3 separate regions of the Homo sapiens genome follow, and regions 1 and 3 are each linked to region 2. Evidence: chromatin contacts called from ENCODE Hi-C or POLR2A ChIA-PET data. All regions are on one chromosome and are shown on one strand. Each heading gives the region's core, a stretch centred on a gene start or an enhancer-like site at or near the end of the contact. The rest is flanking DNA. Distances are from core to core; before and after follow the strand shown.

What was found. A loop is a pair of places that touch in the nucleus more often than their neighbours do. ChIA-PET counts read pairs that join two places held with the same protein, here RNA polymerase II (POLR2A). Pooled maps may share reads with other maps.
Region 1: a loop to region 2 is called in a pooled map, with 11 times the contacts of the local background. The contact joins the promoter of ELL here to the promoter of PGLS in region 2. A Hi-C loop is called at or near these places in 1 of 168 maps with a recorded cell type or tissue (OCI-LY7) and 4 of 50 pooled maps. POLR2A ChIA-PET finds 5 or more read pairs at or near these places in 1 of 52 experiments (activated B cell).
Region 3: a pooled map shows a loop between it and region 2 (6-fold over the local background). The contact joins the enhancer-like site here to the promoter of PGLS in region 2. A Hi-C loop is called at or near these places in 2 of 50 pooled maps. POLR2A ChIA-PET finds 5 or more read pairs at or near these places in 2 of 52 experiments (GM10248 and activated B cell).

The regions. Positions count from the first base shown.
Region 1 is chr19:18,520,725-18,523,424 of GRCh38, forward strand. It overlaps ELL (elongation factor for RNA polymerase II), which reads right to left and starts at 1,346. Exons shown (of 12, transcript NM_006532.4): 1 at 1,197-1,346. The coding sequence starts at 1,331. RefSeq lists silencers at 30-79, 810-1,119 and enhancers at 335-850, 851-1,366, 1,510-1,839.
Region 2 is chr19:17,510,380-17,513,079 of GRCh38, forward strand. It overlaps PGLS (6-phosphogluconolactonase), which reads left to right and starts at 1,270. Exons shown (of 5, transcript NM_012088.3): 1 at 1,270-1,581. The coding sequence starts at 1,294. It overlaps PGLS-DT (PGLS divergent transcript), which reads right to left and starts at 1,510. Exons shown (of 3, transcript NR_147835.1): 1 at 964-1,510. RefSeq lists enhancers at 116-773, 774-1,430, 998-1,247, 1,741-2,035, 1,998-2,257 and 1 more and silencers at 1,308-1,437, 1,448-1,497, 1,741-2,035.
Region 3 is chr19:16,445,732-16,448,431 of GRCh38, forward strand. All of the region lies in intron 1 of EPS15L1 (epidermal growth factor receptor pathway substrate 15 like 1), which reads right to left. Among named protein-coding and RNA genes, the nearest start is that of EPS15L1, 25 kb to the right of the region's middle. RefSeq lists enhancers at 1-235, 1-49, 160-219. Within about 2 kb of position 1,365, at least 32 of the 41 ENCODE cell types and tissues checked have a DNase peak (open chromatin) inside an H3K27ac peak, as active enhancers do.

The DNA.
Region 1 (2,700 bases), core at 96-2,595, 1.0 Mb after region 2:
CACCATCAACAGTATACACAAACACACACACACGCAGGGAGCAGGGCTCTCTGAGCCCGAGACTAGACCCACCCCCACTCCCTTTAGGGCAATGAAGCCCCCAATTTCCAGAAAAGGAGTTACAAGGTTCCTAAACCACTTCCCCTCGGGACCTGACCACTGGTCATCTGCAACTTCTGACCCAGCACAGACGGGGGGAGGGGGGGCCATGACACAAACAGAAATGAAAAAGGCAGGTTTCTGACCACGGCCCCAGATGCGCCCCAAAGTCAGGCCCAAGAGAACATACACAGCAGCCTCCCCTCCCCACCACCAGCCAGGTGGCAGAACCGAAACGCCTCAAACTTCCCCCAGATGGGCCCAAATCGGCCTCTGAGAAGTTCCAGAGTCAGCGGCCAGATGTGGTAGCCAGAGCTTCCTCCTGGGTGGCAGGGATCCCCTACATGTGCCCTGAGGATAACATCACAGCCGCCCCCAACACTTCCACTCTCCAAGGAACCTCTCTCCGGAGAGAGAGGGTCACCTGGGGGTAAGGGGAGCAGAAAGCTGGGACAAGCTGTCAGTTTCTGCCCAAACTCCCCGTCCCAAGAACCAAAGTGGCCCAACCTGAGTGGCTTCATCGGAACGCGTCAAAGCCAGCCCCCAGCTGCAAAGCCTTCCACCCAGACAGAACAGACCCCCACAAGTGCCTCGCTGACCACCCCCTGCCGGGCACCCAGACGATCGCTGCTTCCCAGGAGGACAGACACAGTCACCCCCACCAACGGCGCTGCCCCGGCCCCAGATGGAAAAGCCCCCAGCTTCCCCCTATCACGGTGCCGGGACCGTGCGGCCCACCGCCTCCTCGCCCCGCCGCCAGGTGCGCAAACTGGACCCTGCCCAGGTGCCCAGCAGGCCAGAAAGGCCCCGGACGCCGCCAGGTGCCGACACCGACGCCCCCCGGGCCCGGCGCGCGAGTCTGGGCCCCTCAGCAGCCCCGGGCCACCCGCCTGTATTGCCTCCTAGTGCTGAGAAGGAACGCGGTTCTCAGCGCTCCAGGCCGGACTGGCGCCCACTCCGCGCCCCGCCGGCCCAGGGACCCGCGAGCAGCACCACAGACCTAGCGTCTCCGAGCCCGGACGCCTCAGTGAGGGGAGCGCGAGGCCGGCCCGCGTCCGGACGTTCCCCACTGGCGCGCCGGGCGCCATGCCACTCACCTGTCTGGCGCGGTAGCTCTCGAAGGCCCTCAGGGCACTGTCGGTGAGCTTCACGTGGAACACCGACACCTTGCTGCCGTCGCTAACCCGCCCGCACGACAGCCCGTAGCTCCTATCCTCCTTCAGCGCCGCCATCTTGCGACCATCTCTCCCCCGCGCCCCCTTCCCGGCTCCAGCGCCGCCACGCCGGCCACGCCCCGCCCCGCCGCCCGCTGACGCGCTGCATTATTCATGAGACGCGGCTGGCCACGCCCCCCGAGTCCGACCAAACCAACAGTCGCCGCCACACCGGCAGGCAGCGCACTACATTATTCAGGAGACGCGCCTGGCCACGCCCCATGAGGGCCCCACAAGGCCCACAGTCAACGCCCCAAGTTGTTGCATATTCATAAGGCACTTATGGCCCCGCCTCTTCAGGCCCTAGGGGTGGCCACTTCCGTGAACGAACTCCGCCTCAACACGCGCACCCCTCCAGGCCCCGCCTCCATAGTATTATACATAACCCTGACTCAGCCAGCCAGGCGCGTCAAAGCCCCGCCCCTACAGCCGCTGACGTGATGCATTATTTATGAGATCTCTACAGTCTTCCGTCTTTGGCTTCTGTGGAAAGCCGCAGAGAGGGCGTGGAGGGGCGGAGCCGGCTCGAAACACGTGGGTGGGTAGGCCCCGCCGCGGGCCGGGAGGGTGGGCGTGGCTATGTAAACGGAGCGCGCGCGTTGGACGCTGGGTTGGACACATAAGGCATCCCTTAGGCGGGGTGGATGGGACTTCCACCCAGGGAAGGTGCTGGACCGGTAGGTGGAAGAGGAGCTGGTAAACTTTTTCTTATGAGATGAGTACTTTTAATAGGATAAAATCCTACATCCCCACAGTCCCTGAGCGATGGTGCAGTCCAGCTTCATTTTCCTATTTTAATTTTTTTTTGAGGGGTCTTGCTGTGTTGCCCAGGCTGGAGTGCAATGGCGCCATCATGGCTCACTGCACCCTCGACCTCCTGAACTCAAACTGATCCTCCTTGTCTGGGTCTGCTGAAATGCTAGGATTACAGGAGTGAGCCACCAAGCCCAGACTTCCATTTTCTTTTCTTTTCTTTTTTTTTTTTTTTGAGACGGAGTCTTGCTCATCAGCCCAGACTGGAGAACAGTGGCGCTATCTCGGCTCAATGCAACCATCGTCTCCTGAATTCAAGCGATTCTCCTGTCTCAGCCTCTCGAGTAGCTGGGATTACAGGCGCCCGCCATCATGCCCAGCTAATTTTTGTATTTTAGTAGAGATGGGGTTTCACCATGTTGACCAGGCTGGTCTTGAACTCCTGACCTCAGGTGATCCGCGCGCCTCGCCCTCCCAAAGTGCTAGGATTACAGGCGTGAGCCACCTCCCCCAGTTTTTGTTTGTTTGTTTGTTTTTAGACAGAGTTTCGATTTCCTTGCCCAGGCTGGAGTGCAGTGGTGTGATCTCGGCTCACTGCAACCACCGCCTCCTGGATTCAAGCAATTCTCCTGCC
Region 2 (2,700 bases), core at 20-2,519:
TGGCAGGAACACAGCTCACTGCAGCCTTAGTCTCCTGGGCTCAAGTGATCCTCCCACCACAGCCTCCCAAGTAGCTGGGACCACAGGCAGCTGCCACCGGGTCCAGCCTTGGCTTCCCAACGTGCTGGGATTACAGCTGTGAGCCACCAAGCCCAGCTACAGCTCTCAAGAAGTACAGTCTTGTACTTCTTTTATTAAATTTATGCCTACTTTATACTTTATGATGCTATGGTAAATGGAATTGTTTTCTTAATTTGCTACTGATTTTAAAATCCACTACCTGTGTGAGTTGAACTGCGCTTACACACATCACTGAAATATCCCACTCTCAGAAGTGGCCCAGCCTCCCCAGGCCCACCAGGCCTTCTTCCCCTTCCAGCCCTCTGTCCAGGCAAGAACTCGATTGGAGGCCTTTCTGGGCACTCAGAGGGACACACCACCACACTAGGAGGGTTAGCTTAAAAAATTCAACAAGCATGGCCAGGCGCAGTGGCTTTCGCCTGAATGCTACCACTTTGGGAGGCCGAGGCAGGAAGATCGCTTGAGCCCAGGGGTTCAAGATCAGCCTAGACCATATAGCAAGAGCCCGTCCGTCCGGAAAATGTAAAAAAAAAAAAAAAAAAAATTCAACAAGCATATTTTCATCCCCTACTTTTTTTTGAGATGGAGCCTCGCTCTGTCGCCCAAGCTGGGGTGCAGTGGCACGATCTCGGCTCACTGCAACCTCCGCCACCCCGGTTCAAGCGATTCTCCTGCCTCAGCCTCCCGAGTAGCTGGGACTACAGGCGCCCGCCACTACGCCCGGTTAATTTTTTGTGTTTTCAGTAGAGACGGGGTTTCACCGTGTTAGCCAGGATGGTCTCGATCTCCTGACCTCGTGATCCGCCCGCCTCGGCCTCCCAAAGTGTTGGGATTACAGGCGTCAGCCACCGCGCCCGGCGGTGCAGGAATTTTAAAACTCACCAAAATACGCCCTCCTTCAGAAAATCCCTGCCACCTCGATAGGACGTCCTCTTCTTGAGCTCCCCTCTCCGGCCCTCCCTGATACAGCAAGGTTGAGCATTCGGGCACTGGCTTCCCGAACTCACTTCGACTCAGGCACAGCAGGCAAAGATTCAATGGGTAGGGCCGGACCGACTGCCCGACCTTCGCGGTGCTTCACTTGCCTCACTGCGCATGTGCCAAAGACAATCACCCAAAGTACTCGAAACCAAGCGGCAGGGCCGGCCCTTGCGCAGGCGTACTAGCGACGGCCGTAGGGAGCGCTTCCTCCTCCCCGCCGCCGCCCTCGCCATGGCCGCGCCGGCCCCGGGCCTCATCTCGGTGTTCTCGAGTTCCCAGGAGCTGGGTGCGGCGCTAGCGCAGCTGGTGGCCCAGCGCGCAGCATGCTGCCTGGCAGGGGCCCGCGCCCGTTTCGCGCTCGGCCTGTCGGGCGGGAGCCTCGTCTCGATGCTAGCCCGCGAGCTACCCGCCGCCGTCGCCCCTGCCGGGCCAGCTAGCTTAGCGCGCTGGACGCTGGGCTTCTGCGACGAGCGCCTCGTGCCCTTCGATCACGCCGAGAGCACGTACGGCCTCTACCGGGTGAGAGCTACGGGGGCCGCCGGGGATCACGCCGAGAGGGCCACAGCCACCGCCTACACCCCGGCTACGGAGGCCGCCGGGGGCCATGCCGAAAGGGCCGCGCCCACTGTCTGCACCTCGGCTACGGGGGCCACTGGGTATCATGCCAAGAGGGCCGTGCCCACTGCCTGCACCTCGGCTACGTGGGTCGCTGGGGGTCATGCCAAGAGGGCCGCGCCCACCGGTTGCCCTCGGCTACGGGGGCCACTGGGGGTCATGCCGAGATGGTCACGCCCACTGCCTGCACCTCGACTACGGGGGCCGCTGGGGGTCTAGCCGACAGGGCTCGCCCGCCTCCTGAACCCCGCCTACAGTGGGTCCCGCAGGACCTCACTGCGCCCTCTGCCTTTATCTAGGCAGGGCTAGAAATGGTCTACTTGCAGTCCGTCTTCCTGCTTCATCCGGTGGCCAGGCAGAGGGAACGGCACGGGCAAGGGCCTGGAAGGGAATCCGAGTGGCCCATGTCAAACGATGCCCATAACTCAGCCCCGTAGCGGACGGGGGCACGAGGAATCAGGTGTAGAGCCTGAATCTCAGGGTCCTGATCTCTAACCCCAGCGAGTTCTCGGGGATCCCTGGGCAGCTTTGCCGCTCTGATGGCTCTGCTTCCAGGCTGTTCATCTTTGGCTTTGAGCCTCAGGATTCTATAGAATCAGAGGAGCGCGCTCTTTTAAAGACAGGGTAACTGAGGCTTGGAGGAGCCTTGGCCTGGCCGAGGGAAGAGTGGGAGGGGCGGGCTCAAAGGCCAGGAACCTCAAGTCACTTGAGTCTGGCAGCGTCAAGGGACACCCCATGCTGGGTGTGCCGTCTTCTCTTTGCATAGAATCTTGAGCTGATGATGGTTTTGTGGGTTTTTTATTAAGAGAAAAGGCTTACTGAACGCTTTATATGCATCAATTCATGAGTCCGTACCACAGCCTATGAGATGTTACACTCATTTCACAGATGGAGAAACTGAGGCCAGAAGAGGTGAGCTTACCTGCCCAAGGCATCTAGTGACCAGAGGGGCAGCCAGGGTGTGATCCTGCCTCATCTGACTTCGTAGTTGGGTACACATTTAACTTCCGCCTTCCTGTGTGT
Region 3 (2,700 bases), core at 115-2,614, 1.1 Mb before region 2:
CCCATGTCTGACCCCAAAGTGAGCCTGGGGCCAAGCCCGAGGCAACAGCAGAGAGGGGACGCACCAGGGGATGAGGCCTGCACCGTAAGAGGCTGCAGGTGGCACCAGGATGGCCGTAGGAATGGAAGGAAGTGCAGCAGAGCTGACCCGATGTGTTCTCCTGACCCAGCCCACTGTGCTGAGAAGACGCCATCTTCGCCTCTGCAGTGTGTGAATTGTTGATGAGGTTCAGTGTAGCTTTCAGCTCGGTCTTTCAGTTGCTCTTCCTAACTCAAAATGCTAAGAGACAACATGCAAAGTTCCTGTGGCCTCCTCACTTATCCTCCAGCCCAGAAACAATTTACAAGTGGGATGACAGAGAGAGGGGCACAAGGAGAAGGACAAGTTCACATCCTTCTGCTCTGAAGGCTTTAAAACACCGCAATTCACACAAGCGCCTGTAACTGTAACCCAGGACAACAGCAGTTGAGATGGAGAAACCCAGCAGAACCACCTCGGAGGAGAAACTGTCTCAGGATTGTGTTCTAACGACTCCTAAGCAGGGTTCACCCAACTCTGATCCCCGCACGTGGCCGAGGGCAGGACGCCTCCTACATCTTCATGCCTGGCTGCCTCCTGCCCAAACTCTCACTCTCACTCTGCTAGCAAAGTACGCGCTCTTGTGCAAAACAAACCAATGATCATCAGCCTTGGTTCAAAATGACTTTTGGAAAGCAATCCATTTTCACTGTAAAATGTTCAGAGAAGTACCTATAATCCCTTGTTTCCTATCCAGTACCTCTCATCCTCCCGACAACGCTAAAGGGCAGGTAATATTACTAGTCCAGTTGACAGGTGGGGAAACTGAGTTTGCCCTACTCAGGACCACAACAGCCAATGAGCAACAGTCAGTGAAGCACCCAGGATAGGTGGTCCTGGAGTCAGACCCTCACCTACTGTGCACCCTGTAATGACAGCCCAGGTGTCACAGGGCTGTGCACCGGACCACAGGACAGCCTCATGCATATGCTGGCCTGGGAAAATGCACGTCCGTGATGACGTGCTGGAGCATTTTATTAAACAGAAGAGGTCAAAAGGCAACACTCAATTTGAGCATATAAATGGACTTGAAAGCCAGTGTTTTCGATGACCTGCCATTTCCCCAGGAAAGCTGAGACCCCATAATGGCTATGTTTTTCAATGCCACTGCCAAGTTTTGCAGGAAGTTAGGCATATAACACTGAAACACATCTCAGTCTGAGTTCCTACTTAGAAAAACATATGGATGCAAAAACATAGCCCGGAGTAGAGCTTGCTTGATAATCCTTCCATTTCTGCCTTCCCCTTAGAGGCCCCCACAGGCCTTGCACAACCATCACCCAATGTGAGCCCAGCCCTCCCAGCAGGCCGGCCCACATTCTGCGGGTGAGATAACCTGGCTCAGTCATGTGGCAAGCACGGGGCAGAACTGGGACTTGACTCAAAACATTCAAAAGGCATCAGGGAAACGCTGGGGTATGTCTAACCTTCCTGGACTGGATGGGCAGCTCTCTCCAACTGCTCCATCAGAGGTTTCTACAGCAGAGCTAAGGTAAATGTTACCAAGAGAAGGAGAAGACTTGGCAAGTGAAAAGAGAGCTTTTCCAAATCACAAGGAAAAAGACATCTCAATTAAAAATGAGCAAAGAGAGAGGCAATTCAGAAAGAAGAGATGCAGCAAAGTTAGAAAGAAAATGTTCCATCTCACTAGTAATTTAAGTATTACAGGGCCAGGCACTCTGGCTCACACCTGTAATCCCAGCACTTAGGGAGGCCAAGGTGGGTGAATCACCTGAGGTCAGGAGTTCAAGACCAGCCTGGCCAACATGATGAAACCCCATCACTACTAAAAATACAAAAATTAGCCAGGCATGGTGGCAGGTGCCTGTAATCCCAGTTACTCAGGAGGCTGAGGCAGGAGAATCACTTGAACCTGGGAGGCGGAGGCTGCAGTGAGCCGAGATCATACCACTGCACTCCAGCCTGAGCGACAGAGCAAGACTTCATCTTCGGAAAAAAAAAAAAAGGCAGAGAAGCTAAAACAATTCTGAAAAAGAATAATAAAGTGGAAAGAGTCAGTCTACCTGATTTCAAGACTGACTCTATAGCTAGAGTAGTTAAGACAGTGGAGTATTGGCAGGGGGCGGGCACAGACAGTAATGCACAGAACAGAATGTAGAATCTGAGAAACAGACACACACAGATCTGCCCAGTGGATTTCTTGACAAAGGTGCAAAAGTATTTCAGGAGGAAGGAAAGCCTTTCCACAAAGGGCACTGGAGCAATCGGCATCCATAGGAAAAACATGGGCCTCGAACTAAAAGTCTTATGCCTCGTACAAAATGTAACTCAAAGTGGATCATGAATTCAAATGTAAAACATAATCCTCAGGATCTAGGGCAAAGCAAAGAGTTCTTAGACTTGACACCAAAAGCCCGATTCACAAAAGGAAAGATTGGCAGACAAACTTTATGTTTGCACTGTGAAAGAGCCATGTAAGGCCTGGCGTGGTGGTTCATGCCTGTAATCCCAGCACTTTGGGAGGCCGAGGCAGGAGGATCACCAGAGTTTGGGAGTTCAAGACCAGTCTGACCTACATGGAGAAACCCCATCTCTACTAAAAATGTAAAATTAGCCAGGCATGGTGGCGCATGCCTGTAATCCCAGCTACTCGGGAGGCTG